5 separate regions of the Mus musculus genome follow, and all the other regions are linked to region 1. Evidence: chromatin loops called from intact Hi-C (ENCODE). Cell type or tissue: heart. All regions are shown on one strand.

Region 1 (5,000 bases):
ACACCCAAGACAAGACCATCACTTAAATAGTTTCTGACTAACGTTATTTCTTGCACCAGGATCCAGGACATATTATTGAAATGTTTTATTCACTTTATTATTTTCCATAAAACCTAGCTACCAGCTGTGAACTGGAACGTGTGTGTGTGTTGTGTGTTAGTGTTAAAGACAAGGACACCATCTCTTTTTTTTTCGAGACGGGGTTTCTTTGTATAGTCTTGGCTGCTGGCTGTCCTGGAACTCACTTTGTAGACCAGGCTGGCCTCAAACTCAGAAATCCGCCTGCCTCTGCCTCCCCCCATCTTGTTAGGCCCAAATCTAGATTCTGTAGGGGATGAATCAAATATGCCAAGCAAATCCCCGTAGCTCAAAAGTCACCACCTTAAGGTCAAACACCAGAGCCTGGAAATCTTTTCCGTTTGCATCATTCAGGTTTGGCCTCAAATGCCAGCCCAGCTTCTACAACTGCATGACATTTCTCTGCTCTATGTTATGAGTCCAGATGGCCTGCATTAGAACATCTGCCCCGTGCCTGTATTAAGGTACTAGGCCTTCCTCCTTTTAGTGAACAACTACCACAAACAGGGCAGGCAGATTATTGTTGTCAAGACACAAAACAAAAAACCCACTTGGTCAGAGCATTCTGTAAAACTACCAAACAAACCAGAGTCCAGCCCGGCTTCTGAATTCTCCCCTTAGACACTGAGCACTGCACTGTACTAACTATGAGTATGAAACTGGAAGTGCTGGTTTCCCCCCTAAACAACCCCACCTAGCCAGAAAGTCCACCCAGAAGTTCTGAAATGTTATCTGGTGCTCTGCAAATAAGCCACAACCATCCTTGCACTCTTCCCAGATTCCAAAAGATTTAAACCACCAAACCCTCTCTAGGCCAGTAAGGCAAGGGCTTGCTGCCTAAAAGCATCTGTATATCCCAGACCTTCATCTTGTCAAGCCGGACCCTCAGTTTTGCTTCGAGTCACCTGGTTCTACCATCCAAGACTAAAGCCCTTCACAATCTTTTCTACCTTTGTCTGTCACCTCCTCAATCAGCCACCCAAACCAACACTGTTCCCTAACCCTCCAAGACCGTCTCCTCCCCAGCTGCCTACGAGCGATCAAACACTAACTCAGCATCTCTTTCCTGTCTGCTCTCTGTAAACCAAAGCTACTTTAAAGACACCCCCAAATTCTGACACAACAGGAGCACCTAGCAGGTGTCAAGGGGCGACTCCAAGCTCACATGCCGTGTGACAAACACCCAGCTTGCCTCGGCCCTCACTCACTCACCTGTCACGGACACACTTGGCACACATGGAGCCGCCATAGGCCCTGCTGACGTGCTTCTGTGTCTTAGACAGTCTCATAAGGACTTTGGGCCGCACAGCACGAACCTGTAGAACAAAGACCGTGATTACCTTAAGATGCTCAAGGAGAAAGACATTTATTTCCTAGTAACTGGGAACTGGGTTACAAAGGGAAGTCTGCTTTTACTGGGAAGCCATTTTGGTCATTTCTCACATTGGCTACTTCGGACTAGAGATATCAAGTCCGCCTACTGAGGGATTAAAACTCTATCAAAAGGACACTCACCCCTCGAAGTCTGCCTGGGCACACGCCACATGCAGATTTAGGTGCTTTCCCAACCTTCTTGGTGTAGAGGTAAACAATCCTGTTGCCAGGGGTTCGAGACCTAGGAAGGGAGATTGTAAGTAGCTCAGCATACTAGAGAAAGCGATTTGAAAGTTATTTCAAACTTGCAGATACTTACAGCCTAGTTTTGTTAGAGGCTGTGTTGTAGGAAAGCCTACGGCGGTATGTCAAACGCTGGACCATCCTGAGTGCCTACAATTTAGAGAGAACACAATCACCTTTCACCATAATAAAGGCCAAAGCGTCACCACATAAAATATCTTACATTCATATACACACTCATTCACACCGTGCTCTTACAAAGGCCCGGTTCTAAAGAATCCCACATTTAAACTAGAGATGAAGAGCTCCTGGGCTCTAAGACAGTATTCCCCCCTAATTTATACAGCTACCAGTAGGATGAAGACACCGAACTACCCCAGTGGCGGCAGCTGGTAAGGCGTCATGACAATCTAGGTCTTGTCCCAAAACAGCGTCCTGGAGAAGTCTTGTTTACTACTAGGGCCGGGTTTCGTGCTGTTTCAAATCCAACTTCGTTCGTTCCTTAGCAGACCAGCTACTAAAGGACTCTCCAGCCCGCAGCAGCGATGCTGCATTTTGGACTCCAGACCGTCAACGTGCCAGACAAACATTCTACCCGAGAGCTTCACACACAGGCGACTTCGTTTAAATCTCAAGCCCTGGGACGAATGGCTGGAGTTGATTAATAAGCGCTACAGGTGACCTGTCTTCCACACCTTCCCAACACCCACTTTACGTAAAAGGAGCCCAAACGCCAAGCGCGACCCGGACCAGTGCTAAGGACCCTGAGCCGCCACTGCTTGATTCGTATCTTCCTAACCAAGCCAGCCGCCGCCGCCGCGTCCCGCTCGCTGACTAGCCACCATGGCAGACAGCACCAGGGGAGCAGCCGGAGGCCGCGCTCCGCTCGCTCTGCGCTTCACGACCACGACTCGGTCTCTCGCTCGCCGTAGCCGACGGCCAGGGTGCGCGCAGCTCCGGCCACTCACCGCTTCGGAAGCCGGGTTTGATCTCGGGCTTCCCGAGTCTACGAGCCGAGGCCTCGGCCGGTACGCACCTCTCCTCGTCCCTCACCACCGACCCCAGCGACAGTCCCGACCCCAAGGGCGTCCCGCCCGCCTGACGCCTCGGATGGCTACGGATCGTAAACGGTAAAAAAACACAGAGCAGAAGAAGGCCACCATACCTCTGAGCACCGTCCCCGGAAGAGGAAAAGGAAGGGGCGGGTGAGTTCAGGGGTCAAGTGTGACGGCGCCGGACAGGAAGTACGTCAGGGAAGGCGGCGCGTCAGCGAGCGCGCCGCCATGTTGTACGGAAGCGGACGCGGGGAACCTGTGTGGATGGCGCCGCGTTGAGCGGCGGATGTGTAGTGCGGCTTCCGTAGGCGGGTGCGTTTTCTAGCCCCGGTAGGAACGTCACGTGAGAAGTTAGGTGTAGGGTCCCTGGTGGGAGCAAAAGCGAGTGACAGAGGAGGCGTCCCCACTTCCATAAGAGAAAACAAGGGCCACGATGCCTTTATCCTAGGGTAATTAGACCTGGTTTAAAATCTTTATGGCGTCCTGTACATAAGGTAGCCCGGGCCCTTCTGCTTCCCGGCCTCTTCTGTTTTTCAGCCAGAGCACACACTTTACAGACTTTTAACCAAGCATTTGCTAATTACTAGCTATCTCACTTTGGGCAAGTCCGCAAGTCTCTAAAAGGAAGATATTAAATACCCCTGTGGCGCTCTGATCAAAAGATCTCCCAAAGTTAAAGCACTTAACCTGCAAGTCTTACAGAGAGCAAGAACGCTATAAAGGGTGGTTAATTTATGATTGTGTGCAAACGACTATTTGAGACTTTGCCTGGATGGTAAAGTTTTGTCTGCAAGATGAAGAGGAGGACCAGAGGGAGTCAGCGACCTCCAAATGTCTATGTGAACGTTTACACTATGGGTCCTTGTTTTTCATCATGTTGTCAAAAGTAATGAACACCTTCCTTGGACTTGAAAGAAGAGCCCATTATCACTGCCATCTTTGTCAAGAAACTAGGTAAACCGCTCTGACTATATCCTTTCCTCGGGTCTCTCTCAAATAGCTGTCCGTATGCATGCGCCTGCGGTCTCTGTTCTTCCCACTGTGGAATCTCTCCAGTCTCTGTTTTAGGCGTTGGATAAAGGCTGGTGTAGAGAGACAAACCTAGTTTTGAATAAATGAATGAATACATTTCCTTATTCATTTTTAAATGAAGACATGCCAAGGCAAGATCATCAAATTAAGCCGGGCAGTGGTGGCGCACGCCTTTAATCCCAGCACTTGGGAGGCAGAGGCAGGCAGATTTCTGAGTTCAAGGCCAGCCAGCCTGGTCTACAGAGTGAGTTCCAGGACATCCAGGGCTACACAGAGAAACCCTGTCTCGAAAAAGCAAAAAAAAAAAAAAAAAAAAAAAAAAAAAAGCAAAAAAAAAAGAAAAAAAAAGTCATCAAATTAATGACCTAAATGTTTTCACCCAGTCCATTCATGTTTTCATTGCATAACATGTAATGCCCTGATATAATCAGCTACCCGCTAACAACCACATGGTTAATAAAGTGTTCCACTCCATGGAGCGCTACAGATTCTGACGAATAATGGTGTAAAAGGAAAAAGAGTCGACACTGAAAACCTTCCAATCTCTCCATCTTGATGCAGATAAACATAGCCACACTTAGAAATCACATTAAAAGCTGTATCTGCAGCTCATTTCAAATAAGAGATGCAGTTAGGAATGTTCCCTCTCCCCTTCCCTTAGTTAAATCCACATCAACCCGGTTATTAATTTAAAAAAATAGTGTGGGCAAAAACGGATAGCCCACGATTTTATCTTACACAGAGATTGCTGTGAGTTCGAGGCTAGCTTGATCTATATACATCTGCTCAGTGAAATTCTATGTAGCAATAAGAATAAAAAATAATTGGGCAGTGGTGGCACACATCTTTTGTCAGATCTCTGTGAGTTTGAAACCAGCCTGGTCTTCAGAGCATGTCCCAGTACAGTCAGGGCTACACACAGAAAACTGTCTCAAAAAACAAAACAAAACAAAAATTATTTTTGAAAATTTTAAAAAAGACTATGGATGAATGGTATAAAAATTAGGTAAGAGACAGCATATATGTAAAAGAACATGAGAAGAGCGACCTTGAACGGTCAGAGGTCAGCACTGTGTTATCTTTGGAGAAAGAGGGAGGAAGAGAAGGCAGAGGACCTATCTGGAGTGATGATCATAATGTCTTGACTTCTGGGTTAAGTTTGTGAATCTGTATGGAGTTATATACTTATCACTCATGGAAACATTTCAATGATTGTAT
Region 2 (5,000 bases), 390 kb after region 1:
TGGTTTCGGGGGCGGGGACATTTTGGGTTTAAAGAGTGCTTTTAAGAACACCTCAGAGTTACCTTCTCTGTCCCGATGGCAGGGGTGAGTACGCATCTGGGAAGGCTGGGGGGCTGATTCCAAAATATAAGGACCCTCTCTAGTCCCAAAGTCCTACCCCCCCCCAAAAAAAAATAGAGGAAGGGGGCGAGAATGCATTAAAAGTCAGGTAAAAAGGGTCTCCGGACGAGGGATTGAAATACCATCTAAACTCTGGTGGTTTTTTATTTTTGTTTGTTTCATTCTTGACCAGACTGTAGAGTAGCCTCTTTCTTTCTACTGGAGTAGTTTACACATTTCAATCCACCTCACATTTCTACGGTTTTGTAGTCTGAGGAGAAAAGCCATGCTTAGGAGACTGTCAACTACCGGGGTTGGGTGTTTGAACTGTTCATCTTTCCGCGGTGGAAGTGGGGCGAGCAGAGAGCCCCGGAAGATGTAAGGCTTAGCCCACTGATTTGCACGTGGTTGAGTCGGGTCGGGAGTGCTTACCAAAACCGATATTAACTGGGCTACCTTTTAGATGTCTATAACCCGACTCTCAATTTTCCCTCCCATTAACCACAGACCAGTTCTACTCTGATAGCCTGATAGCACTCGGCCTGAAAGTTGTAAGTGAACGCAGTTTCAGCTAGGACTCCTCTCAGGCAATGTCCCTAGGACCTCAGCAAAGTAGTTCTTTTGTTTACGTTTCCAGATCTCATTTTCCATTACAAAATGTTGTTTCTGGTGACCTTTTAATCAGGTCTTGTTAGAGTAAACCAAGGCTGAAGAGGCTTACCCATCCTAGAAGCTGGGCACCCTGCAAGCATTGATGGGTTGTTAGAACAGAGCACATCATTTCTAAATTCACTTATTTTTTTGCCACCTTACTTTTGATCCAGAGTACCTAATAATCATTCAAAAATACACATGGAAAAAAAATTTTCCAGTACTCAAATCTAGTTTGTCCTTAATTTTAACCAAATGAGTAAATCGAGTTTTACCTGAATCTTTACCTTTGAATTAACAGCAGACCCATCTGTTACAAACTCTTAAGGTGATCTTCTTTCTTTTGTGGGTGGCTATTCATGCCATTAGGTGGTCAGACAAGCCCCGTCCTCTCAGGAGCCCTACCACGACAAGGCCAGAGAACACCCTGATGAAGGTAAGCCAGATTCTCTCTCTCCCCCACGTTTACCACAGGGCACAGGCTGATGGGAATATCTGCTTTTCTTTTGATACTTCTGTTTGAGTAGGGTGGAACCAGATATGCAAGACTTCCCCACATACTGTTTTTAACAGAATGACCAGAAATTCAAAGCTTTTTCACGGTGTACACCACATTCTTTTGAAACATGCCTTGCATGAGTCTGGGCCTTTGGGTTTCTATTGGCTTTCAGATGCTTAGAGAAGGGATGTTTCTAAAGAGTATTTTTCATTTACAAGTTGCTGCCTGTGGGTTCTCAGTGCAGTGAAGGAAGGCAGTGTGTAGGCAGATATATCAGAGTCAGTAACTTAGCTTGTAAAATAAGAAAACTGTTAGAAGCTACATATATTAGATGGTAGGCACTTCTCTCATTGTTGACTCTTGTCAACACTTTAAAAAAATCACATGCTCACACAGAAACATACAAATATATACACACATGTTCAAACACCCAAACATACATGCAAACATATACTCCCAAATACACATTTATTCATTCTCTCTCTCTCTCTCTCTGCTTATTCCATGTTTAATCGGATCACCATAGGGTTTACTTAATCAGTTGGCATTTCTGGTCTCCTGCAATTCCTTAACAACTGGCCTGTCTAGAATGGAGCGTGCGTGCATTCAGTGTGTAAAGCAGGTGGCAGGGGAAAGCTCTATATCATATATCAGCCTTCCTTTCTGGCAACAAGCAGATGCAGTAACTTGTATACAATAAGTTAAAGTAAATAAATAAAGTCCATACAGTCAGTCCAGGAAAGCATCTTAAAATACATGTGGTATTTTAAAATAAATGCAGTAATGCAAAGTACGTAAGTTCCTTGCATGCAGTAAATTAAAAGTAAGAAACATTTCATTGATAGACTGTAAATTTAGGGGTGAAATTATTATTTCCAAAGGTTAATTCACTACAAATTTGGGTTTTAACTGTACACTAGGTCCAGTTTTCTCCCTCAATAAAAGTCTATTTGGTAGAAATTCAGAGGCATAGGAGGAATTTTTGAATTTGCCTAAAAGAAGAACCCTTCAATGTATAGTAAATGTGTATGTGTGCCAGGGGTAGATGGCCTTGTATAGTAACATTTCAGTATTTAAGTTTCTGTGTGTGTTCCCTTGTGTTTCTGTATTTCTCAGTCCAGTTTGTTAGCATTAGAACAAATTAGGTTAGATGAATAACACTTATTTTTGTAAAAACATCAGTCAGTAGTGGAAATAAATTGAACCACATGTTTTTTAAAGCATCTGGTTTGCTGTTAAAGCCATTGAGGAGCGTCAATACTGTCATTCTAAAATAGAGCCTAGTAGTCCAGTTACAGTATCTTCTAAGCAGATATTTTGCGTAAAGTCTGGGCTGTCTTAGCAGCAGAAGATTTTCTGATGAGAGACGGTGTGATGTAAAAGCAGTGCTGATGCAGCATCTCTGATTGTCCTTTGGATTCTCCCAGGAAAGCATCCAGACGGAGGCCTGTACAACAAGGGACCCTCCTACTCCAGTTACTCTGGCTACATAATGATGCCCAATATGAACAGCGACCCGTACATGTCAAATGGGTCCCTTTCTCCACCCATCCCGAGGACAGTGAGTAACATGCTGATGTTGAAAATTATTCTCAGACGTGCAAATTAATTTGTGTTTCAACAGAATGCTTATTTCCTCAAACGCACTGCCCAAGGCATCCTTGCATGAGACTTAGTCATCCCATCGTTCCATAAGAGCTGTGCGTGGAGTGGCAGCCTGAGAACAGTGCTGGTTTTATGTCTCCCGTTTGGATTTTTAGATTTAGGCTGAGATGAATGAAGTAGAGATTCATGAGTTACGAAATCAAATGGAGCCAAGTCGGAGGAGCCATGATAAAATATATATAAAATATATATATATATATTCTGTGTTTCTGTGCTGATGAGTGGAGGGAAGTGGATTCCGTCTTTCCGTGAACTAAGGACCAGGTAGCTTTCAAAGCCCTAAACTGTTTAGAGTCAGAGCTGCTGAGGCTCATTTGGATCTAGACATTCAGAATGTTATTTTGGCCTTTGAAAATGTCTTGCTTCATTACCTTAGCTATTGTTTTAAAAGGGGAGGCACAGGGGAGCCATTTTCACTTTGTTGTCAACTGGGGAAATATCTGAAGTTGTTGCTTTTTCGTTCGTTATTTACTTAAAGTTGTAAGAAAAAAAATGCAGTGTCGCACAACTGCACTATGCTGGCGTGTACAACATCACGGACGTCACGTGTGGTATTTGGTGCCATGTCTCTTTAACTGGGGTAAGATGGCACCTGTGTCTTGAGAACGAGTGGATGATAACTTGTAGAGGGTGTACACGTGATCACACTGGCGAACACACCCAGTGTACCCCTCCCCGCCCCCTCTTTTGGAGAAGCTGCTGGGGCGGTCATAATTAGTTGCCTGTTCCCAGTCCCACGCCTCCACCACCCCAGCCCAGTGAGAACACAGAGGAGTGAGTCTCCCTGAGTGACTTCTCGGGGGTGAATTGGGGTGAATCTCGTTGCTGAAAAGTCCCTCAGAAGCCCTTTGGGGCAAGGGTGTCAGGGATGCCTTATGGCAGACAGAGTTTGAGAGCTGGGAGGGTCACCAAAGAGGCAGCCCAGGAGATGGTTGGCCATCAAGTGGAGGGAGAGCTTGTGGGGTTATCTCAGTGGAGTGAGCAAGCCCTCGATGGTTACAATGATCCGCCATGTTGAGTTGGTGGGCCTTGTGATTGCAGACTCACTGTGAGAGGTTTTCAGCAAATTCCAGGTGGATATTTAAACTCGGGCAGGGACCATGGCTTTTCTCACTGTCATAAAGCAGTTGGTCTGGGGCTCATGGGGATCAAATCTTGGAGATTTTTGTGACGTTGGTTACAAGGAATAACCCCCCCCCATTATTTTAAAACATTTCAAGTATTTAATGATATTTAATGCCTGTGTGGTGTGAGGGATCTTCTACCTGAACTGTGGATGAACTGATAAAGCAATCATAGTCTATTGTTTAGAGTTTAACCCCCACCTCCCCAAACACTGAAAGCACTCCTGGGTTCTAAAACTTGTAGAGAACTTGTTGAGCCATATAGAGAAATATATCTGATTTTTTTTTAATAGCTGTGCAGATTTTTTTGTTTGTTTGTTTGTTTTTATGGGCTGCATTCTGGGTAAGGAACAGTTGAAGGTTTCTACGGAAAGGCTAAAAGGTCAACAAATAGTCTTTTCCAATCAAGTTAGAGTTCTGGTAACAGAAGATCGCTTCGCTTCCCAAACCGTTTACGTTTTATCCATGAGCACAGTGTGTACTGAATGGTGGTTTACGCCACAGGGAGACCGGATGCGTCTCTCGGCAGAGAAGAAATGTGGGAAATTAGTGTCATAATCTTCCTGGTATTTATACACAGCACCTAAAAAGTACTAAAAATGAGCATTTCCCCTTTAAGCTTTGGTCTCTGTAGTCTTTTCCCCTGATCGCCTAGTATATTTAGGGTGTGCGTGTGCTTGTGTGTGTGCGCGCGCGCGAATATATGTGTGTGTGTGTGTGCGCGCGCGCACACACACACATGCACACGTGCCTATGCACCTTATAACTCAGCACCATTTTGAAATGTCAGTAGAATGCAAGGTATTTATTATTTATTGTTATGCATGTGTTGAACTGTTGACATCTGTGTCATCAGTCATCGCTTAGGGACAATTTGTGGGCTGAGCAAATGTCACGAGGTGTAGACTCTGTCCAGAGAACCTGTCCTCTCTCTTCTGTTGTCTGTGCTGAATCCCCGTACA
Region 3 (5,000 bases), 830 kb after region 1:
TGACCCAGAAAGAATCTGTACTCTCACCAGTCCAAGTGAGAAAAACCTTGGCATCGTTGACATATTCACAGGGGGTGCTGAGTAACTGGGAAGAAGTACGGTCAGGATAATTTATAAGTACAAAGAAAAACTTCCTCTCAGGTGTCTCTGGTTAAGAGGGAAACTATAGCAAAACCTATCTTGGAAGAGGTTTCTGTAACATGGATTTGAGATGACATCAGAAAGCAGGACTCAACAGTGTTCAAACTACTGCCCAGGACACGAGCTTGCATCACAAAGATTTGACAGTTAAATTATGCTCAGTGGCTCGACTTAGGTATCAGGAATTCATCTGGCTCTTGCTTTTTGGACACCTGGACGGTGCACTATCATACTGTTGGAAAAGCACTACTGCTACACAGCAAAGTAAAAAGTTGGTTCAACAGCACCTCTCAAGGATTTGTTCTTAAAATACGTTTATAAGCACCGGAACTTAAATACACTCGGTTGTCCCTTTTATTTTGTAGCTGTCCCTTTAGTCTTCTCATTGTGGCCTTTTTGATGGGCGAACGCTTCAACAGAGTTTAGCTGTAAGGACCAATTTAGTCAATTAGGACTCCCATGGCTCCAGCTGTATCTATGCACTATTTCCCTTGAGCAGGAATGGGGGCTCTCTGAGAAATGGCTGGTTCTGGGTGGCACCCGCCCCCACCACCTTAGTCTGAAACTTAGAATCTTTTAAAAGAAAACAATTATTTTTTTAGGTGCATACAAAAGAATAGGTTTCTTTATGACATTTTCATAAATATATGTGATTGGCCTTTGTCCACATTTTCTTGTTTATCATTGTCCTTATTTTTAGTCTTTTAGTCTCATTCTTGTGACTGCTATAAGCAGAATTTAGAATTGTATTGAAATTCAGTCCTATATACTATTAGATTAAGAATCCCCTAGATAGAGCTAAAGGATGGAACACGCCTTGAATCCCAGCACTCAGGAGTGAGAGGCAGGTGGATCTCCGAGTTTGAGGTCAGCCTGGTTTACAGAGTGAATTTCAGGACAGCCAGGGCTATAAAGAGACATCCTGACTCAAGAACACAAAAACAAACAAACCAGAAAGAAAGAAAGAAAGGAAGAAAGGAAGAAAGAAAGAAAGACAAAACAAGCAAGCAATAAAGACATTTTATATATATGGTGGAGGAATAAGATCTGATTTGCATGTTAGAAGTACCTGTCTGACACTATTGAGAACAGAGAGGTTGGCAGAGGAGTGATACTTGTTGTGTGCGTCTCTCTGTGTGCGTGGTGTGTATGTGTGTGTGTGTGTGGTGTGTGGCGCGTGTATCTGTGCAATGACGACTCCTGTTAGACGTGGAGGAGGGAGATTAATTTGAGACTTTGTCAGTGGAGCAAATAGGAACTGACTTGCTAGCAATAGGCTATGCAAGTAAGCCTCAAGTGTTGATTGATATGTGTGTGTGTGTGTGTGTGTGTGTGTGTGTGTGTGTGTGATCACTGGTCGTCATCAGTAGCGGAGTAAGCAGCTAAATTTTGTGAGACTGTGGATGTTTGCAGTTATGGTTATGGTGAGCTTAAAGTTATGGGGATGAGTGCGAAGGGTTATAACTCCTGGAGAAGGCCTCCCCCTCCCAGCCCCATTCTTTTACGAACTGATCATGGACTATATGTGGTTGGAAATGCCCTTTATAGGTGAGCATTCCGCCTTGCGTACCAGGGAACCTGGATTTTAGTCCTCTATGAGTAGCAAGTACTAGAGAAGCCCCTTTGTGGCTAGTCAGCGGCAACAAACACTGCATAGAAATTTCCTGATAGAAAGCGGCTCTCCAAGTGGGAAAGGCGTCACCTTACAAATACTTTCTAATCCTTGATGAGATACAGTTGATGTCAAAAAAACATTGTGCACTGAGTAGGATTGCAAAGCGGTGAGCAACATGTAATGGTGAATTCACTTAAGTAATCCTACTTTTTGCAGGGCTGGGAAACATTTTTTCAAAGTCGGCCTAGTTGACAAGCGCACACATCGAGCCTGTGCAGTGTTTGCGGAAGAAAAGCTAGAGAGCAGCAGGAGCCCACGTCAGCTTCTTCCCCTACCAGCCTCAGCTCTAGGGAGCGTCTCCCACGCCCAGCTCTGCAGGCGTCGCTCCGCCTCGCTCACTGCGCATGCTCAGCATCTGAAGGCTCTCTTCAACAAACCCTCAGACCACGCCCCTCGTCCTGGGTCAAGGCGGAGCTTCAAGCGCCCCTCCTGGTGATTGGATGTTGAGGTCTCGACCCCGCGCCTCCGCTTCGCCCCGCCCTCCACGCTGCTCGGATGCCTAGCTCCAGCCGAGGCGATCACTAGCTGGAGCGCACGTCAGCGCGCGCCTGAGCCCGGGGTGCAGGCCCCGCCCCTTCTCCCTGCTCCGCCCCGCCCCTCGGCCTCTCTCCCACTGCTCGGCCCCGGGGCTCTCAGCAGCAGTGCATCCGCGCTCCGCGGCCATGGAGATTCCTGGGAGTCTGTGCAAGAAAGTCAAGCTGAGCAATAACGCGCAGAACTGGGTGAGTGGTGGCCGCAGGCCGGAGCGCGGGGAGCGTGGGTGGCTGTGGGAACCGCGGGCTGCCCGTGCATCCTGCGGGAGCCGGGGGCGGGGACCCGGGCGGCGGCGGCCGGTGAAGGCGAGTCCAGGCCCGGAGCTGTCCCCTAGGCTGGCGAGGCGGAGGGCTGCGGCGGAGGCAGACGGAGGCGCCTCTGCACGTTCCGGGTGTGCTTGGCCCAGGTTTGGGTCGGTCTCCGAGTCTTTACGTTTCTGAGTTGCAGTGTACTGAGAGAATAACAATGTGGTCATTCATGGATCGGGACTGCAGGACTGAGGTTCTTTGTGTCTCTGTTTTAAATTGGAATGTCGGACACAGACATACTTTTAAAGACTCGATTTCTGGTGACAGTTAGGTGTGGGAAGATTAATAGTTTCTAACATTGAACAGCGAGTGCCAGTTGGCTTCATTGGCCAAGTGCTATGGCTTCAGAGGGTCGTTTACTTCTGTAGTTTATTCATTGGTGGTGGCAGCTAAGATGGTAAGCGCGAAGCTGGAGACCATCCAACTTTGGAGGCTGCAAAGGCCCTGCTTCAGCGTTAGATGGATTTTTTTTTTCTTTTATTCCGCAGGTAACAGGATCATGAAGTTTAATTTAATCTTGTAAATCATCACCTGCCCTTGGTGAGTCAGGAGAAAGTTAAAAAAAAAAACGCTGTTTCAGGCTAGTGTTCTTTTGAAGTCATTGATTTGCCACGTCTGCTGTCAGATTCAAGAATTCTCACTGTCTTCTTTCATCCTTTACCTTAACTTCTTAGAAGGTGAGAGGGATGTGAGATAAAAGGGAGATTAGGAGGTTGGAAGGGACAGACTCCTGGCGTGGGCTCCAGTCCCCCGCCTTGCTGTTTGTAAGTTGGGTGATCTTGAGGACAGTCACTCCACTCTGAATCTCAGGTGACTGGAGGGTGTAACAGTGTGTCCTTCTCAGGATTGTCTTTCTGAGTAGAGAAGATAACGAAGGTGAAAGAGCAACGAAACCATTGCTCTGAAACTCCGATTCAGCATCACTATTGTTGCTAACAGGATTTTACGGATAGGGAGGTAAGTTGACTAAATTGGAGTATTTCAAAGAAGTTTCAGTAATACTGTCTGTCTATAAGTCATTTATTTAAAGATCATTTTGTTATTTTTTGAGTCTGAGTGTTTTCCCTGTGTGTATGTGTATGCACCAGGTGCGCGCCTGATGTTCCAGAAGGGTGTGTAGGATCCCCTTCGGGCTGCAGTTACAGGTAGTTGTGAGCCACCATTGTGTGTGTTCTGGGGATCCTCTGTAAGAGCGAGTGCTGTCAACTGCTGAGCCAACTCTTCTGCTGCCCTAATTCATTTATGTATTACATTATTTGCTAATGTAGAGATCCATATTTGACAGCTATAAAAAACCATGGGGCTCAGGGCTTGCTTTGCAGTTGCCCATGGCAACTGATTGTTAAGGGCATATGTTTTTATGGGCCACAGTGAGTGGCCTAAGATAGGAGTTTTATTGCAGTTTAGAGGCAAGGTTAGTTTGGCCCCAGGGGTTTTTATGAGTTTATGGAGAACCTCATATTTCTGAGGTGGGTGGAGCCATTACATCCCTGAGCGGAGACATGTTTGACTACTGAAGGTAGTTTTTGTTGGGGAGCAGAGATAAAGATGGGGTGGAGCAGGGTTGTGTAATGTAAATGTTTGGCTAAAGAGTTAGGGTGATTTTTCTAGGAGATTTGGAATGGAGTTAGAATTTTTTAAATTTTTCTGAACTTTCCTTTTTTTCCAGTCTCTAAAAGAATGACCTCCTCTAACACACTTAACTCATCCGATGGGTGTGAGTGTAAAAAAAAAAATCTATGCACTATTATGTTAATGTTCTCATTCCATAAAACGGGCAATCCAGGAAGACTGGTTTGCAGAGGAAATGCAGGCACCGACTGTGCCATCGTGAGGATTAAGTTGGCAGACTAGAAGCCTGGTTGACATAGCCACACTGTTTAAGGTGTTCTTGTTGGCCAATCCGGTGTGAACAGTTGAATGGCTAGCTAAAAGCAGGAAAGAAACGGACAGGAAAGACCAGACTAGACTGAGGCGATGACAGGGAGAGAGACATTAAAAGATGGTCCTGAAGTTTTGATCTGGACGTTGGGAGGTAGGCTGAAATGTTGTATCTACGTTAACTTGTTGAGTTTTTGCAGTGTTTCCCTGGGTGGGGTTTAAAAACCAGGACCCTGAATGTGTCCATGTGCTGTCCCAGAACTCATAGAGTTACCACATGTAGCGTCTCCATTTTATAAATGAGGAAACGGAGGGACAGGGTTAGATCGTGGTAAACAGCCAAATGAAAGAAAGGCTACATTAGATCGTGGTAAACAGCAATCTCGGCCAGTGAGTCAATTTCCAGACTTGAGACAGTTTGCAGATCCAGAACCCCTTGAATGAAGGGGTGGCCAGGTTCC
Region 4 (5,000 bases), 1.2 Mb before region 1:
TCTAAATATTATATTATTAGGTACCTTATTGTCTCTTACTTCCTTCTTCCTTTTAGGACTAGAAAATACCATCCTCCAGAAAAATAAGGAGTATTTGGGAATGGTTGCTGTGAGCTGGTAGCCCAGGGGGAGGATTAGCATTACATAAATCCCTCTCCTACATTAATCTTTTCTTCCTAATTTCACAAGAATAAGGCAGAACTAAAGTAAAGCAGATAGATAAAGTTTTGGTATTTAGATCAGTAGGCCTAATTCTGTATGCCAAATTCCCTTCCTTTGTTCATTAATATCCCCTCCTGGTAGCCAAACCCTCTACCTAACTTCTGCCTCCTAGTCAACCTTGACTTCCCAGGTCCTCATCCTCAGCATCCTGTCTGCACGTGGTCTTAGTTCCGAAGGCTACCTGGCCCTAAGGTCAAGGTAAATCCGCGCCCAAGCTGCCCGGTGGAGGTGGTCTCAGAGGGTGCTGCGGGATCGAGGTAGTGAGGAGACTAGATCGCAAGACGTGATCCTCACATTTATTTGCCTGGAGTTCTCATGCCAGAGAACCTGGCAGATTTTACTATTTCCCAATTGTTTACTCGCCAAGCTTTCAGGTCCACGCGCCTCAGGGCTGCGCCTCTCACTCTGAAACTTCATTCAAAGGCCAGGCAGGGAGGCCCAAGAGGTGGCGAATGGGCTTGAGTATGACCTCAAGGCCACTTCCTCCCTCTTGGCGCCCTTCCCTCCCCTCCCCCAGTCCACCAACCACCTTCTTGTAAACAAAACTATCCCCCAGGGCGATGGGAGGTCTTGCTCTTCTGCGCCCTCTCGCGCAAAGGGTTAATTTTCCCGATCGCACGAGGGGGAGGAGATTTCCCTGTAGACGAGTAAAAAGCGTGATGGACAAACGTGCGGGCACTAAGACCGCAAGGCATTCATTTCCTCCTACGGTGGATGCGGACGCTGGGAGGAGAGCCCCTGAGCTAGGAGCTGGGAGCAGAGGCGCAGGCAATGCTCAACCCTGGATGTAGCTGAGAGGCTGGGAGAGAGATCGGCCAGGAGACTGACGGCGGGGCAATACCTAGGGGGGTGGGAGGGGGAAGCAGACAGGAGAGCACTCAAAATAAAAGGCTCTTTACAGATTTTTTTATTTTGTATAGAGAACACGTAGCGACTCCGAAGATCAGCCCCAATGAACATGTCAGTGTTGACTTTACAAGAATATGAATTCGAAAAGCAGTTCAACGAGAACGAAGCCATCCAATGGATGCAGGAAAACTGGTAGGTGATGCTTTCGCGAGATACTATTCCCGGGAGTGCATTAATGTCGGTATTCCTGGTCTGAGCGTGAGCGGAGCGACGGATGGATTGCCGGCAGTAGCCAGCAGATCGCGGAGTTCCAGGGTCTCATGTCTGCAGGAGACTCTGAAGCTGCATGGAAGCGTGCGGTTTGGGGGGTGCTCTGTGTGAGCCGCGGCCACGCGGGCATCTTTGTGTAGATTATATAACATAGAACATATAATATGTGTACCTGTAATAATATACGGGAGACAGAGGCATGTTACAATCCAGCTATCCCACCTGTGTTGTCTCCCTGCTTTCGCTTAGATTTGGGGGTTCTGCTTGGCCTCCCGCAACTGGAGCGTGCAAGGCAGTGGAGGGAGGACCCGGTCTCCGCTCCCTTTAACCCTCTTCAGCCCGCCTCTCTCTGGTCCTTTCCCTCTCCCCATCCCTCGTGTCCTTCCTTTCTCCTTGTAGTTCTTCCACTTTACTGCCCTCCCTTGACTGCCGCCTCCAGCCGTAGATGCCCAGGGTCCAGGACCCCTTCCCCACTCAGATTACTTTCCGGTTTCATAAAGACATCGGGGAGGAGGGGACAATGAAAACTGCAATAAAAATGAATGAACCCGAGCAAGTGGAGCCACGCCATTATTAAGTTTCTGTGTAAAGGAAACGCCTTTTGGACACGCTTCTCCGCGTGGAGCAGCAGTTTAAGTACTGGAAGGCTCCTGCCAGGGCAGTCTCGGAGGTCTTTCCCCAGAACTTCGAATCCGGGAAAACATCTTGTTTACTGAGTTCCTCCGGTCAGTCTTCTGAAAAATCCCCGTGTGGGAGGCGATCCGGTGTCACCTTGCAGTATTTTAAGAAGGGAGCTCCCTCCTTCCCGTAGACCGTGCTGTGGTTGGAGATGTTTCCCTCCGGTTTAGTGCGAGCCCCCTCGATCTCCCCACCCCCACCCCACCCCCTCTGCGCCGCGGCCGGCCCTCGGGGGGCTTCCGGGCTCCGGGAGGTTCCGCTGCCGCGTGCGAGGGCGCTCGCGACCTGCCTTCCCTCCCTCCATTCATCAATGGGAAACCGGAGACGCCGGCGCTCCCGGGCTGGAGCGGGTGGTGGCAGCCGCCGGGGGTTCGCCTTCTCCAGCCCGATCCCGGGCTTGCTGCTCCCGCCCCTTCTCGCCCGCGGGGAGCGCGCCCACCCTTGGCCTTCAGCTTGCGAGCTGGGCCCTTGGGCGGTTTACGGCGGCGGCCGGGCGGAGCCGAGACTCCGGGGCGCGCGAGTTCGGGCCGCGGCATGGCGGCTGCCTGGAGGCCCTGAGCCCCAGAGCCAGCCTGGTGCGGTCGCCGGCGTGCTCCTGGACACCGAGGACGCGGGCCTGGGTCCCGAGCGCGATTACACCCCCGGGGAGTCTGGATCGCCCCGTAAGGGGGAGGCCATAGGGAGGCCCGAGCGCTGCAGGAAGCCCAGCCCCCTCGGGCTGGCGTTCGGGGGGTCCTAGCGGTGCACTTCCTCCCGTTAGGGGCTTGGGGGGGAGGGGGGGCTGTGACCCGAGCTCAACCTGCCAACCTAGGGCTCCGATCTTCTCTGAGACCATTTGTCACCGTCCCTTGCAGGGCTCTAGCCTGCCTTCCTGCCTTCCTCCTCCAGTAGCCCGCAGCTCGCGTCTCTAGCTTGCTGCATCCCGGTTGGGCCTGTCATTCCGGAGCAGGCATTCCTAGCCTCTGCAGGCGCATGGCACTCAGTCTGCCCTGCTGCTGCACCACCCTAGTGCATGCTGTTTGTTGCCCACCCCACCCCACCCCCTTTTCCTAAGGTACCCCAGGACCATTTCCCGCCTCTTTCTCCAGACACTCAGTTAAGTGACTTTCACTCTGTCAGAACTAGACAGGTCCTTGGTCCTCGTGGGACTGAAAATATCCCAAATCCATGAATTTCTTTTCCCTTGTTATTCTTTGGCCACTATTAACTCCTGAACAGTACTTATGTTCTTCCTGACAATGTATTTTCATTATCTTATTTTCCTTATTTCTTATTTTAAAGGTGGCTCCTAGCACATCGTGGGCTGATGTGATGAACCTTTTCTGGTCTTTTTTTTTTTTTTTTTCTGGTCTTGATTTTGCAAAGCATTTTGCAAAATCTTACTTTGTACAAGGCAGATGCTTACAAGGTCCAGCGATTAAAACGCTCATTTGACCGCCAACACAACCTGCTCATATCCGTGTCTGGATTCAGCATGCTTGGCTTGCGTTTTGAACGCTGTTCTAGTCACACTGTAGAATGGATGTTCTTCCCGTCTTTTGATCGTTGGCTTTATAGTTTTGGATAGCTTATTACAGTGGATAAGCTTATTACATCTCGTCCGTGCTGATCTTAGCCACTGTCCCTTTTCACTTCACGATTCTAGTTCTCTTGGAGCCTGATTTCAGAACTTTCCCACCCGCTCTCCGCAACCAAAATGTCTTGGTCGTAATGAAGGTTCTCTTCTCATGTCATTAGACAGGAATCCCATCATAAAGGCTTATATATACCCTCTTGCGAGGGGAGTTGAGGGGCTCCAGAACCATCAAGTCTCACCTTCACCTGTCCTTGTCACTTAGAATGGTTTGAAATAGCTTCTGGAAGAAATCAAGTATAGAAGCCTGTGTGCCCTGTCTTTTGAGAACCTATTTGTAACTGTTCTTTAAAATCTGCTAGACCTAGTCTAAACAAAGTTGCTAATTGTAACAAATCTCTAGTAAGCTGAGTTGCCAGGGCCTCTGACCACCGCTGGGGTCGAGGTGGGGGTTGGGGGAGCCAGGCACGGGTCCTTACATTACAGTAGTCTGTATATAGGAACTAGCCTCATTTAGGAGCACTTGGAATAAGGAGTTGGTAAGACCAGCCCTATAACGCTTTACCTTAGTTACCTCAGCATCCATTCACGGAATGGGGCCCCAGGTTTCCCAGTAGCCTATGTGTAAACTCAGCTGGCTAAGCTGAGACAACAAACTCGTGACATTTATTGCTGCCTTCATTGTTTAACCTGATACTCACTGGCCTAGATAATGAAATATTGTAGACATTTATTTTTGTAGCAAATGGTTTCATAAGAGACTAGACTGCAATGACAATTTCAGTGCAAAGTAGTAAATATGTATTCCCTTAGAAAATCACCCTGTGTGATTGATTTTCTTGTAACTGCCGCCCAGTTAAAAGTCACCTGGGTAATATGATCCGGTGCAGTTTCTAACATGAGGTAGGGAAAAATGCCTGCCTTTTAGCTCCAAATAACATGTCCCAGTTCCAGTTTTAGACTGGAAAGCCCGTGAATGGATGCTATTAAAGCATCCATGTAGATAGACATTTTGTTCTTTTATGTCCTGGCTGGCCATCACTTGTGCTCACTAACAGCCGACTCAATCGGTAAATGCTGCTAGCGAGGAAGCACGGTCACCCAGCCATCGGAAAGGCTGGAAAAGAGACAGCGGATTCATTGAGAAGGAATCCTTCTCCCCTTGAGCCGCCTGCCTGCCTGCCTGCCTGCCTGCCTGCCAGGTTTGTGCTAAGACTGGATGCTAGTTGCTCCGGTTGTAATTGCCTGGCCAATGATGATTATGTTCTGATGTCGGCTGACACGGCATTCACCAATAGGAAAGCAGGAGGCCTGTGCTGACTGCTGTAGCATTATGTATGTGGGGTGACGTCATCAAAGGGCTTGCCTAGAATCTCTTGAAACCCTCCCCCCTCTCCTGGCATCCTCC
Region 5 (5,000 bases), 1.0 Mb before region 1:
TGCTAATCTCCTTAAGCTGCCATTCTTTAGCTTCCAAATCAGCCAAAGCTAACACTCAAAATGCCGCTGCTGTCCTCAGGTAACACCCCTCGCAGCCCGTCAGAGGGCTTACTACCCTCCAGATCAACGGAAGCTCCCAATGGTGGAGTTTAATGTCCACAGCCTTCAGCAACTACTAGATACCTGCCAAGCACACAGGCCGAGGTGAGCTGTTCTCCAGTTTAGTAAGTCACATTGTTCCTGGCCCATGGGATTCCCTAGCCTTGTGCCCCCCACCCTATGTGCTTCATGCTCTGTTTGTATCTTAAATTCTGAATTCCGTGTAACATTCACCCCATCGAGAAAACTTTTCTTCTCTTTGTTCAGTCCATTTACCCCAAATGAGGCTTTTTTTTTTTTTTTTTTTTTTTTAGTTTTTGGAAGGAGGGTTTCTCTGTGTAGCCACCACCACCCAACCCCAATGATTCTTACAACTAAGTATTTGGCAGTCCCTAAATATTTAGCACATATCAATAAAAATTAAGAGTACCATTTTTATAAATTAAATTATGATACTTAATGTTTAGAACAAACCCTCAGAATGTTTACAACAAATAGTATTTTATAGATTAAGAATTTTGTCAAGGATCAAATAAGTGTAGAATTGTGACTCAATCTCACACCTTCTGAGTGCTTTTTATATATGGACTCTGTGTGTGCGCTCATGCACGCCTGTGTGCCTGTGTACATACGTACTTAGAATGTTACAGTGTGTTAACCTCTGTAAAACCTACGATCACATTTTGATTCACTTGCTTATTGCCTTTCTTACGTGTAAGTTCTCATAAATAACTGCCTGAGCCTCCTCAAAGGTTCTGCAAAGTATGTAGTATAGATTTGGGGAATGGGCAAGGGGGTTCTCTGTGAATACACACACAGACACACACATACAAAATAAAGACTTGCCGTTTTGTGCTACTGGAATTTTAAACTGTGGTTTAAAAACAAAACAAAACAAAAAGCAATCACCCGAACAGGATTTGGCTACTTGCTATTTTTATCCTTCTGGATTCCTTTTAAGAATTAGAATGGAAAGCAACCAGTGGCTTTGAAGGAGTTGAAAAATAGGTGTTTTGGGGCCGAGGATGAATGGAGCATTTGCTGGTGTGTACTAGTTCCTGTGAGCAGCTGGGAGAACTAGCATTTATGACACCCTCCCTTTCTTATTTTATGCCCATTACTGACAAGCCTGGCCATCCCATACAGTGAAGGTGGGGAAACTGAGGTGTGCATGAGCCTGCTCCCCTGTCCCCTGTGTCCCCAGTCGCACAGTGGCCTTGCATCCCAGGCCTTCAGCGGCAGCATCACCCCAGAAAGAGGAACCTAGTGTTCATCTTTCCTATGCAGACAAGCCTCAGATGAGCTCCTCTGGTGAGAGATACTGCAGGGCAAGTATCAAGAGGCTAGTCACAACCGATAGAAGCATGCCAATCACTTAGAAAGGAAAAGCCATAAAAGATGCTTTGGGTGGTTCTGGGAAACAAACTCTTTCTTCTTCAAACATGCACGTCTGGGAGAGCATCAAGTTTCGAATTTTCATTTCCTATACTAGCTCCTTGGAGCAACGCTATATTTGATATGGAAAGATTCCTCTGTGTATAGGAATTCAAGCAGATAAATGGTAGATAGTGATAGAGGGGATGGCTTCACTCTGAGCTCTTAATTAAAAAAAAAAAATGATGTTAGTGACATAGGCACTAATCAGCAGCGTCTAAAGCCATTGTGCAAAGGGCAGAAGGGAAGTTTATAGATGGTAGACCGAGCTGGCAACTTCTGACCTGCTGGTTAGCCAAAACCTGACCGGGAGCTGGCCCCTGTGTGTCTGTCAATTGGTACAATCGGAGGGGTGCAGTGCCGCCTGCAGGCTTATCCAGGAAGTGTTCCTAAAAAAATACTGGCTCTTAGGCTTCTGGGGCCAATGCTCCAATTCTGAGAACGACAAGGGAGACAAACATGTTAAGCAACACCAAAGGTGTGGAAAATTCAGAAAGTGGACAGCGATCCAGGACAAATGAATTGTTTTCTCGAACAAACACAGGACAAGGAAAAGCTACAGGTTAAATAATCTGAGACCCCATCAGCAGGCATGCGGGAAAAAGCAATGTATGAGCCCTCACAGCAAACAAGGAGCCATAAAGACATAAAGAGCATCTTCAAGTATTTAAAAAGGCATTTCAAATGGCAGCCACTTGGCAACAGGAGAGTCCTGTACTGTGAGGCTGGCTTTGCTTGAGCCAGGGCTTTCTCGCCAGTGGCATGGATCTGTGACACTTGTTAAGATGTGACAGTAGCTATGAGTGACTGAACAATCCATATTTTATTTTAAATGTCTACAAGTAGTAGCTTACAGAATTAAAGAAAGTCAGTGGTGTTTTGTGCATGAAGTCATTGTCAAATCTTTCACACCATTTGGAAGACTGGTTCCCCTACTGGCCAATGAATATGCTTTTGAGACTCATAATCTTAAACCTCAGATCTACATCTAAGGAAAACAGAAGAAAGAAGAAGAACAATAATAAAATTAGACCCTTTGCTAAATAACGCCTGTAAGCAGTCAAAACATAAAGTCTTTAGAAGTTCACCATTAACACACCATAAATAGTGTGCACACAGAAGTTCATTAATACTCCATTGATAGTGTGCACATAGAAGTTCATTAATGCACCATTAATGATGTGCACAAGGAAGTTCATTAATACATCATTGAGAATGTGCACATAGAATTTCATTAGTACACCACTGATAATGTGCACATAGAAGTTCATTAATACACCACTGACAGTGTGCACATAGAAGTTCATTAATGCACCATTGACAGTGTGCACATAGAAGTTCATTAATACACCACTGACAGTGTGCACATAGACGTTCCCACACTGGGTTTAGTGTAATCCTATAAGATCAGGGCAGCAGGGAGAGACCAACTTACCTGGGCTGACACAAATGTGAGTTAAAGTCTTTGTTTGGAATCAGCTAGAAGGAGCTCAGAGTGGGTAGGGCATGGGAAGGCTTTTCTGTGTTTAAAGTGCCTGAAAGGGGAAGTGTGAACTCCGTGGTCTCTTTAACCAGCAGGAGGAGTAAATGGGTAGATGACAGGTTTTCCCAAAACAGTTCACAGAAATCTGTGCTATGACATAAATGACCAATGGAGTGAGAGTCCATGTGGTCAGGGGGGGAGATGCATAGCGTCAATCACCCGCGTCAATCACCCTGAGTTCCAATCCCAACCCCACCACACTGGAAAGCACCCGAGATGTGTTTTTAGTTTCTAAAACAGAACTCAAAGCCCACCCTTGTCCATAAAGTTATCACGAAGTTAGACGACATAATCTAGGGAAAGGCCCCAAGTAGAAAACTCTGGGGACAGTCAATGAGTAGGCCTGCTGCTCTTAGACACAAAGGCAGTGTTCTGAGATATCACCTATCTTGCAAACTGGTTCCTTCTAATTTAGGGGGGAGCACGCCAAGGGTGGAGTCGGGGTGGGGCAGCGTCCACATTTGTTTTTTCCATCACTAGTTAAAATCCTCTTGGCTTTGGAGTAGAGTGGAGAGCTGTATTCCCTGTCTCCATTGCTAAGGAAGTTTAGAGAGACTGGCAGTGACAGCTAAGCATGCTGGGTGCCATGTGATTGGAGAACTTCTCCAAGAACACACTCTCTGCAAATATGTTCTCAGAACTCTGGGGTGCAACCACTAAGTTGGTCAGGAAAGGTGTTCTCGAAGGCAGTGGTGTGGAGCTGTTTCTTGGAGGATAAGAAGAGGGCCAAGGAAGAAAAGGGGAGCGAGTGGAAGGGAAGAGAGGAGAGGAGGGGGGGAGGGGAGGGGAGGGTAGAGTTTGGTTCTGGAGTGTGCTGACTAGCCTGGCAGAAAGGAAGCCCTTCTTGGGAAGAATGTCAAACCTCTGAGGCTATCTGGGACAGGGAATGGAAGACACCATGGTACAAAATGAAACACAGACCCCCGTGACGTACAAAGCCATGAAATGCACAGAGGGGCCAGTGAGGAGACTGTGCATTCATTGCTGAAAGCTGTCAAAGGTTTTAACTAAGATGGGACAAGGTCAGATTCTCACCTGTGGAGGCTGTTGGTCCCTGCAGCCTAGGAAATGGAGGTAGGGTATCTAACTTCCTAGGGAGCAGTGGGGGAGGGGGAGCTCTGGGAGGGAGCACAAGGAGGTTTGCTTACAGGTGAGGAGTTGTTAGAATCTGGAGGTTGGGGCATTAAACAGGGAGGAAGGGGCAACGCCTGGATTTCTAGTCTGAGAGATGGGATAAGTACTGATCCCTTTCACTGAGCTAGAGAGACTAGGTCAAAGTTCACAGGTCCATTGTTTCCTTTGGAGCAAAGACATCCAGGGAGGATGCTAAGAAGGTGGAAATGACAGCCTCAGTGAAGATTTCCTGCATCCGCTGTCTATGATGTCCTTGGAGGATGCACAGAGCAAGTGAGGAAAGAGCTCAGAAACTCTCCAGCCAGCTCATCAGAAGCTGCAGGCTTCTCCACCTCCTACCCAGAATGAGAAGGCAGTAGCATGAAGCGTCTGCAAGTAAAGTCAGCCTGTCTTAGCGAAGGAACGAAGGATGCATGCGCATAGATCAGCACACCAATCTTCCCCGAAGAGCTAAATTGGCTTTGCTTCCGTGAGTGGCATCTCTGCCAGGGTCAGATAGAGTCTTCACAGGGTTGCTCCCTTTGGGATGTTATGGGTAAGTCCCAAGTGGTTTGACTCTATCCTCTCTGCATCTTTCCTTTACAAAACATCTTCGCAGCTTAAGATGTGTCTAAGAGCTCAAAATTGGGTGTGCACTAGAAAGGACAAATTGAAGTCATGGACTGATACATAAGAAATCTAGTGGGAAACTGCTCCAAGCTCATTGGTCCTTAGTACATCTAACCGTATGTACCATCCCACTCAGGGAAACTCAGCCTGCTTAAACAACTTGTTGACCCCTGCGTCTCAG

The links. Peaks named below come from ENCODE experiments on the same cell type or tissue, not always from the same donor. Only the 100,000 strongest peaks of a DNase experiment are listed, where the experiment ranks them.
Region 2: a loop joins it to region 1, with 2.0 times the contacts of the local background. A loop is called at or near these places in 2 of 42 quality-filtered maps.
Region 3: a loop joins it to region 1, with 2.6 times the contacts of the local background. A loop is called at or near these places in 6 of 42 quality-filtered maps.
Region 4: a loop joins it to region 1, with 4 times the contacts of the local background. A loop is called at or near these places in 2 of 42 quality-filtered maps.
Region 5: it touches region 1 in a loop (4-fold over the local background); 2 of 42 quality-filtered maps call a loop at or near these places.

What each region holds. Positions count from the first base shown.
Region 1 is chr3:130,727,458-130,732,457 of GRCm38, forward strand. It overlaps Rpl34 (ribosomal protein L34), which reads right to left and starts at 2,941. Exons shown (of 5, transcript NM_001005859.3): 1 at 2,861-2,941; 2 at 1,772-1,845; 3 at 1,594-1,693; 4 at 1,291-1,394. The coding sequence starts at 1,836. In heart, a CTCF peak has its summit at 2,067; a DNase peak (open chromatin) is centred at 2,964; H3K4me3 peaks cover 2,890 bases; H3K27ac peaks cover 1,773 bases.
Region 2 is chr3:131,112,737-131,117,736 of GRCm38, forward strand. It overlaps Lef1 (lymphoid enhancer binding factor 1), which reads left to right. Exons shown (of 12, transcript NM_010703.4): 2 at 1,120-1,186; 3 at 2,677-2,810. Among named protein-coding and RNA genes, the nearest start is that of Lef1, 4.9 kb to the left of the region's middle. In heart, no CTCF peak of the experiment used is centred here; no DNase peak of the experiment used is centred here; H3K4me3 peaks cover 893 bases; H3K27ac peaks cover 30 bases.
Region 3 is chr3:131,562,446-131,567,445 of GRCm38, forward strand. Papss1 (3'-phosphoadenosine 5'-phosphosulfate synthase 1) reads left to right here and starts at 2,323. Exons shown (of 12, transcript NM_011863.2): 1 at 2,323-2,538. The coding sequence starts at 2,479. In heart, no CTCF peak of the experiment used is centred here; a DNase peak (open chromatin) is centred at 2,266; H3K4me3 peaks cover 2,135 bases; H3K27ac peaks cover 1,639 bases.
Region 4 is chr3:129,531,506-129,536,505 of GRCm38, forward strand. It overlaps Elovl6 (ELOVL family member 6, elongation of long chain fatty acids (yeast)), which reads left to right and starts at 881. Exons shown (of 5, transcript NM_130450.2): 1 at 881-990; 2 at 1,143-1,263. The coding sequence starts at 1,175. It overlaps Gm35986 (predicted gene, 35986), which reads right to left and starts at 883. Exons shown (of 3, transcript NR_153368.1): 1 at 752-883. In heart, a CTCF peak has its summit at 2,299; DNase peaks (open chromatin) are centred at 856, 2,396 and 4,876; H3K4me3 peaks cover 4,612 bases; H3K27ac peaks cover 4,784 bases.
Region 5 is chr3:129,728,735-129,733,734 of GRCm38, forward strand. The region is part of intron 5 of Egf (epidermal growth factor); the gene reads right to left. Among named protein-coding and RNA genes, the nearest start is that of 6330410L21Rik, 23 kb to the right of the region's middle. In heart, a CTCF peak has its summit at 1,895 (motif pointing left); no DNase peak of the experiment used is centred here.